Linked DNA regions of Homo sapiens: region 1 is linked to region 2. Evidence: chromatin contacts called from ENCODE Hi-C or POLR2A ChIA-PET data. All regions are on one chromosome and are shown on one strand. The core of a region is the stretch at or near the end of the contact, and the rest is flanking DNA. Distances in the headings are between cores, read along the strand shown.

The links. A loop is a pair of places that touch in the nucleus more often than their neighbours do. ChIA-PET counts read pairs that join two places held with the same protein, here RNA polymerase II (POLR2A). Pooled maps may share reads with other maps.
Region 1: a loop to region 2 is called in a pooled map, with 2.4 times the contacts of the local background. The contact joins the enhancer-like site here to the promoter of RFWD3 in region 2. A Hi-C loop is called at or near these places in 1 of 50 pooled maps. POLR2A ChIA-PET finds 5 or more read pairs at or near these places in 2 of 52 experiments (GM10248 and activated B cell).

Annotation. Positions count from the first base shown.
Region 1 is chr16:81,821,449-81,825,461 of GRCh38, reverse strand. All of the region lies in intron 2 of PLCG2 (phospholipase C gamma 2), which reads right to left. Among named protein-coding and RNA genes, the nearest start is that of PLCG2, 44 kb to the right of the region's middle. RefSeq lists enhancers at 1,947-2,146, 2,257-2,426, 3,127-3,276, 3,287-3,476, 3,657-3,756. Within about 2 kb of position 2,186, at least 14 of the 41 ENCODE cell types and tissues checked have a DNase peak (open chromatin) inside an H3K27ac peak, as active enhancers do.
Region 2 is chr16:74,665,358-74,669,273 of GRCh38, reverse strand. RFWD3 (ring finger and WD repeat domain 3) reads left to right here and starts at 2,397. Exons shown (of 13, transcript NM_018124.4): 1 at 2,397-2,488. It also overlaps the pseudogene TMPOP2. RefSeq lists a silencer at 2,718-2,867.

The DNA of each region.
Region 1 (4,013 bases), core at 937-3,436, 7.2 Mb before region 2:
ACTAGCCAGGTGTGCTGGCGCATGCCATGCCTGTAGTCCCAGCTACTTGGGAAGCTGAAGCAAGAGAATGGCTTGAATCCAGGAGACAGAGGTTGCAGTGAGCTGTGATCATGCCATTGCACTCCAGCCTGGGTGACAGAGTGAGACTCTGTCTCAAAAAAAAAAAAAAAAAAAAAAATTAGAGCATCTCTTCAGATCTAATTTAAAAGATTAGAGCAGTAATAGGAAAAAAACACACTCCCAAATAAGCATCACTGAGGCCAGGATGGCCCCACAAACCTAGTGGCTTACAACAACACAAATTTACCATCTTGCAATTATGCAGGTCTGATTTCCAAAACGGGTCTCGCTGGGCTAAGACCAAGGAGTCAGCAGGGCTGTGTTCCTTCTGGAGGCTCCAAGGGGGAATCCACCCATTGCCTTTCCCAGCTCTAGAGGCCACCTGCATTTCTTGGCTTGTGGCCCCTTCCTCCACCTTCAAAGCCAGAATCCTGCTCTCTCTCCCTGACTGTGACCTCCTACCTTCCTCTTTTAAAGATCCTTGTAATTACATTGGGCCTACCTGGGTCATGCAGGAGAATCTCCCCATCTCAAGATCTTTCCCTTAATCACACATGCAAAAATCTCCTTTGCCACATAATGTAACATATCCACAGGTTCCAAAGATTAGGACATGGACACCTTTGGGGGTATGTGCAGGGAGTCACCATCCAATGAAAGGTGACATCATGGGGAAGGACAAAAAGGCCAGAGGTCACATGGCAGCTACGAGAGGATCCCAGCCATCCTGGCCTCAGTGTTGCCCTTTAATTATAACCGCTGAATCTGAATGCCCAGTCTCTCCCACACCCCGTTATCTCACCAGTGTGGCACACGAGGAACATGGTGAGAAGGCCTGAGGGAGATCCAAACATGATCCCAACGAAAAGTGCCAGCCACACCTGGCTCCACAAAAGCTGGAGGTGCTTTCCAGCAGTCACAACCCCAGAGGCTGTTTGCTGACAAATCACAAGAAAATAAGTGGCTGGGGCCATGTGCAGTGGCTCACGCTTGTAATCCCAGCACTTTGGGAGGTTGAGGTGGGTGGATTACTTAAGATCAGGAGTTCAAGACCAGCCTGGCCAACGTGGTGAAACCTTGTCTCTACTAAAAATACACAAATTAGCCAGGTGTGGTGACGCATGCCTATAATCCTAGTTACTTGGGAGGCTGAGGGAGGAGAATTGCTTGAAGCCGGGAGGTGGAGGTTGCGGTGAGCTGAGATCACGCCATTGCACTCCAGCCTGGGTGACAAGAGTGAAACTCCATGAAAGAAAGAAAGAGAGAAAGAGAGGGAGGGAGGGAGGGAAGGAGGGAAAGAAAGGAAAGGACAGGACAGGACAGGACAGGACAGGACAGGACAGGACAGGACAGGAAAGGAAAGGAAAGGAAAGGAAAGGAAAGGAAAGGAAAGGAAAAAGAAAAAGAAACAGAAAAAGAAGGAAAAGAAGGAAGGAAGGAAAGGGAAAGGGAAAGGAGGAAGGGAGGAAGGAAGGAAGAAAGGATGGAAGGAAAGGAAGGAAGGGAGGAAAGAAAAGAAGGAAGAAAAAAGAAAAGAAAAGAAGGAAGGAAAAAAAAGAAAAGAAAAGAATTGTCTGGGTGCAGTGGTTCATGCCTGGAATCCCAGCACTTTGGGACACCGAGGTCAGGGGATTGCTTGAGGCCAGGAATTCAAGGCCAGCCTGGGCAACATAGAGAGACCCTGTCTCTACAGGGAAAAAAAAAAAAAATTAGCTGGGCATGGTGGTGCACATCTGTAGTCTCAGCTACTTGAGAGACTGAGGCGGGAAGATCGCTTGAGCCCAGGAGTTTGAGGCTACAGTGAGCTATGATCACACTACTGCCCTCCAGCCTGGGCGACAGAGCCAGATCCTGTCTCTTAAAAGTAAATAAACAAGAAAACAGTCATCTTAAAGCCTTCAACACAAATCCAAGCTAGACAGGAAGGGGCTCACTTCAGAGATCAGACAGTGCAGCCCCTACCCCCACTCAATCTTCACCTGGACTCTCATGGGGCGAGGGGTGGGGAGCAGCATTTCAGGGACTGGCCAGACAGGAAGCCTGGCCTCTGCGAGCAAGCAGCTCACTTCTGCGTTTCTGTCGAGAGAGGAAGCCTCTCTGCTGCAGCTGCCCCGGCCACAGGGGCTCACCAGAGGCCTGACTGCAGAGATCCAGTCTCGAGGTAAAGCCCCGGGGAAGCCAGACCTCCCCTAGGCTGAACTGAAAACAATCCATCCAGATCAGAAGGGAAGAAACATAAAAATGACCATAAGGCGCCATCATCCAAGAGGCCACTTTCCTGTGAAACCACAGCCAACATAGGCCTCGCCTGCTTTATAAGTGCCCTACGGCTGCTGCACCAATTACTGCAAACTCAGTGGCTTAAAGCAACACACATTTATCAGCTTTCAGCTCCTAGGTCAAAACCAGTCTCACTGGGCTAAAACCAAGGTGTCGGCAGCACTGGCTCCTTCTGGAGGCTCCGAGGGAAAACCTGCTTCCTGGCCATTTTCACCTTGCAGTGGCCGCCTGCAATCGTGGCCGTGTGGCCTCTTCCTCTGCCTTTGAAGCACATCATTCCAACCTCTGTTGCCATCATCTTGCCATTGTCTTCTACTCACTCTGATCTCCTGCCTTTTTCTTTTTTTTTTTTTTTTTTTTGAGATGGAGTCTCGCTCTTGTCTCCCAGGCTGGAGTGCAGCGGCATGAACTCGGTTCACTCACTACAACCTTCACCTCCCGGGTTCAAGCGATTCTCCTGCCTCAGCCTTCTGAGTAGCTGGGATTACAGGTACACGCCACCATGCCCAGTTAATTTTTGCACTTTTAGTGGAGACGGGGTTTCGCCATATTGGCCAGGCTGGTCTCGAACTGCTGACCTCAGGTGATCCACCCGCCTCGGCCTCCCAAAGTGCTGGGATTACAGGCATGAGCCACTGCCCCCAGCCCCGCCTTTTTCTTAAAAGGACCCTGTGAACACACTGGATCCACCTGGGTAACCCAGAATACTCTCCCATCTCAACCTTCTTCACTTAATTTCATCTGCAAGGTCCTCTTTACCAAGTAACATGACATACCCACAGGTTCCGGGGAGCAGGACATGGACATCTCTGGGGGCCATCAATCATGCTTACCACCTATGCCGACCCTTCAACACCCTGTCCACTGATCTGCAGAGGAGGAGAGTATTATTTCAAAGACAGTTTTGGAACATCTTCCCAGGAAAGCCAAATCTCAATCCCCCACACCCCACCACAATTGACAAAGCTAAGAGAAATTGATAACAAGCTCTAGGGCAAGCACAGAGGATAAAATTGAAAAAGGAAGAAAAAAAAGACACTCCCTATTTGCAGCATCTCTGCAGCGTAAGGGTGCTTTGCATACACACTGGAGAGTCTAGTCTCATCTTCCCTAGTTAACACAGGAAAAGAGAAGGCTCAGCGAAGTTAAGGAATTTGCCCAAAATCACACAGCCTGCAAATGGTGGATCTGGGATGGAACCCCAGGCCTGTCTGGCTCTCTCTTTGTGCTGCTCTGGAAAAAAAAAAAAACATCTTGGATCTGTCTGAGATTATTTGAGAGGGGAGGGGTCCCCAAAAGTTGTTTGCAGTAAAACCTTTTCTTTTGGGTAGGAAGTTATGCAAAGCATTTGCCACTGCCCCCAGTTGCTTGGCAAGTTAGCGGAGAAAGATCTATTTTGGGGCTCTGCGCTCCACTGATCTGTTCACCACCCGCTGCTTATACATTTTTTTCTACAGAGGCCACTTCCTGAGGCTTAAATGGGTTGGTCAGCCCAGCAAGACCAAGCCTGGCTCAGAGCAGCACACAAGGCAACAAGTAGGGCCAGCACTGAGCAGCCAGGAGCCCCCAGGACCCACCTCAAAAGGAAAACCACCCATCTTAGAAGAGGCAACGGCTGCCTGTCAGCCGATCACCAAGACACACAGCATTCGAGCCCTCGAGGAAGGCAACAG
Region 2 (3,916 bases), core at 1,148-3,647:
TAATCCAAACTCTATCAAGATCATGAACATTATGGCCGGGCGCGGTGGCTCACGCCTATAATCCCAGCACTTTGGGAGGCCAAGGCGGGTGGATCACCTGAGGTCAGGAGTTCAGGACCAGCCTGGCCAACATAGTGAAACCCCACCGCTACTAAAAATACAAAAATTAGGTGGGCGTAGTGGCACGTGCCTGTGATCCCAGCTACTCAGGAGGCTGAGGCAGGAGAATCACTTGAACCCAGGAGGTGGAGGTTGCAGTGAGCCGAAATCATGCCATTGCACTCCAGCCTGGGCAACAGAGCGAGACCCTGTCTAAAAAAAAAAAAGTTCTAGAGCTAAAAAAGATTATTCATATGGCACAAAGTGATCTCCTACTAGTCCAAAGTTCAAAAACATTTTAATAAAGTCCATTCATATATCTTTTGTTTGCTTTCCAATGGAATACTACGTTTATTGAGGCAAAATCACATTATTTTTAGTTCTTGGAGTCAAAAAGCGTACACGAATGTTCTTCAACACAGTTACTAAAAATACAAGACCAAGTTGAATGTGCCAAAGAGATACCATTCAGTTGGGTTTTCTAGAGTCATCAGGAAGAATATTAGAGAAGGGATTTACATGGTTGGTTTCCATAGCTTGATAGACCAAACACACACAAAAAAACTGCCACAACAACAAACAGCAAAATTTTTATCCATACAGGAATGGAGCGTCCCTTTTTTTTGTATTTTCTCACTTGACGTCTGCCAAGGGAACATACTTAGGAACATATGTAGATGAAAACGACTCCTCCATCCTCAAATCACTGAGTTCTAATGGCCGGCCTGCAGCTCCTTTGATTGTTCTGCGGCAACTAGCACTAATTCTTGTTGGTGTAGTTGCTTCATAGGGGAACATTTCCTTAAGAATATCCCTTTCTACTCTTCTTTCCTGTGTTTTTTTTCTCCCACTTCAGCTCTTGTCAATGGTTTCTTTGGTGTTCTTCTGGGTATGTCTGAGAATTCAGTGACTGGCAGAATAGGAAATGCATGCTTGAAATTTCCAGTCACCCTATTGACAATTAAGGATTCGTTGTTTGAAGCAATTATAGTTTCAGCTATGGGAGTACTCGCTGAAATTACTGCTCCATCTATACGAAAATATTCTGAAGCGTGCACCCTTTTGCTTGGAGTTCTTCTTGACCCTCTTGTAGATTCCCTAGTTAATAATGCCTGCAGAGGTCCGCCTTTTGAAGATCCACTTGTCCATTCAGTCCCAGTTATTCCAGCTTGAGAATAGCTCTCCTTGTGCTCAACTCTTCTTTGCTTGAGGGTTACTGGAGTCTTTACTCCCCTGTTTAGCGGTTCTCTCTTCTCAAACTTGAGCCCAATTTAGAGTCTTCTTCATTTTCACCATATCTGTCAGAATCATTACTTCCATTCTGCCTTGTATTTTCTGCTGAAGAAGAAATTGTTGCTGAAGGAGACGATCTTGATTCTGTTCCTTGCTCCCTCAGTTTCAAAAGCTATTTCTCATACAGCTTCCTGGTTGTTCCCACAATAGGACCACAATTCACTCCGTATTTCACAAGCTGATCCAAAGGATCTTCATTAGTGAGTTCTGTTACATCTAGATCGTCTTTATCATCTTGTCTGGGTTTATCAGTTTTCTTTGTGGCTTTCCTGCCGGCGGCGGGCTCGGAGCCGAGACGGCTGTGGGCTCGCGCTCCTCGTACGTAGCTGGAGAATTCCGGGGGCCCCTTTCTTTTGGCGCTGGCGGCGAGCGGCGGCCCTAACAAGTGATTTGAGACTGTTCAGTAGCTCAGATCCCTTGCAGCGGTTTGAGATTGAAGAGATTATGTAGGCAAAGTATTTTGCGTGAGCTCTTCAACCCCATGAGAGGATACATATGAACTGGACTGTCCTACGCCTCTTTACAGGCTCCGAAATTCAAAATATTGAAATATTTTGAAATTATTCGATTAGCTGCTATCCTTTGGATACAGATAACTCCTTCACTAAAGCGTTAGGGATAAGCAGCAGGAGTCAGTTTTAATATCATCATCCCCATTCCAAAATGGACCGAGAAATCATATAACTTTCTCCCGCCAGAAAGTTCAAATAAAACGCGCTAAAAAAAAAAAAAAAAACCAAACAAAAAAAAAACAAAAAAACCTCCCATTTTTTCCGGGGCGGGTGCAAGGTGACGGACGTAGATTCCTGCCAATTGTAGGAGGCTTCCTCAAGCGCGGTCCCGCCTCGTCAGGACGAACTACCAGCCAATGAGAGCACCGCTGCTTCAGCTATCGGGGGACCCATTGAAGAAGAAGAGTGGGTATTGGCCACAGCGTAGGGCTTCTGTCCAATAGGAGCATGCCTGCCGGCGGCTCTGGCGGGAGCTTGAGCGGCTCCGGAAGTGGCAGTTGGCGTAGGTGCATTCGGAGTGCGGCCGAGGTAACTACCGAGTCTTCGGCGGGCTCGCGAGCCCGGCCGCGGCCTGCTGGTTTCAGGTGAGGAGGGGTGTTGCTTCTCCTCAGGCCTTGGGCCTCTAGCTTCGGGATAAACCTCCCCACGCCTGATTCCTGGATTGGGATTCAGGAGACACCCCACGAGGTGGGCTGCACGCGGGCTTGGAACCCGGCGGCCTGAGGGGATTCGGGCCCTCGGGGCGGCGCCAGTGGTCGGGGCTAAGGAGCCCGAACCCCCGCGCGTATCTGGGTTGCTGGGCGTGGGGGCTGGGCAGGCGAGAGCTCGGGGCGATCACTGAAGGAGCCGAGTTCGCTGCTGCGGGGCCTGCCCTGGCCGGGGTGGGAGGTCGCCCGGCCCTTCCCCCGAGAGCCTAGCCTCGGGCTCCTCAGCGGCGTTGCCTGCGCCCGCTCTGAGCGCCGATTACTTCATCACTTTAAAGTTGATGGAAGAACTTCATTTTTAATTTCATCACGGAAACTGTGGAGTAAAGACTTGTATTATCCCTGTTTTACAGGAGAACAAGTTGAGCCGAGTTTAGGAAACCCGCCCAAAGTTTCCCCATGTAGTAAAAGAACAGGGATTTAATATCTATGTATCTAATCAATCTATCTATCTATCTATCTATCTATCTATCTATCTATCTAATCTGTCTATCTAATCTATCTATGTCTTTCTTTCCCCATGTAGTAAAAGAACAGGGATTTAATTTCCTTCTTTCCCTCTCTCCCTTCCCCTCCCGTCTCCCTCTCCCTCCTCTTCCCCCTCCGCCTCTCCCTCTCCCTCTCTCTTCCTCCCTTTTTCCTGTTATAAAGAGAAAAAGGTGTTATAAAGAGAAAAGCGGTGGCTCAGGCCTGTAATCCCAGCACTTTGGGAGGCCGAGGCAGTCGGATCACCTGAGGCCAGGAGTTCGAGACCAGCCTGACCAACATGGAGAAACCCCATTTCCCAGCTACTCGGGAGGCTGAGGCAGGAGAATCGCTTGAACCCGGGAGGCCGAGGTTGCAGTGAGCTGAGATCACGCCATTGCACTCCAGCCTGGGCAACAAGAGTGAAACTCCATCTCAAAAAAAGAAAGAAAGAAAGAAAGAAAAGTCTCCCTGTTGCACCCAGGCTGGAAGAGCTCACTGCAGTCTCGAACTCCCGGGCCCCAGGGATCCTCCCACCTCGGCTTCCCGCAATAGCTGGGACCACAGGTGCGCGCCACCACGCCCGGCTCATTGTTTTATTTTTCTTTTTTCTTTCTTTTTTTGAGATAGAGTCTCGCTTTGTTGCCCCTGCTGGAGTGCAGTGGTGCGATCTCGGCTCACTGCAACCTCTGCCTCCCGGGTTCAAGCGATTCTCCTGCCTCAGCCTCCCAAGTAGCTGGGATTACAGGCATGCGCCACCACACCCGGGTAGTTTTTGTATTTTTAGTGGAGACGGGGTTTCACCATATTGGCCATTCTGGGACTCCGACCTCAAGTGGTCTG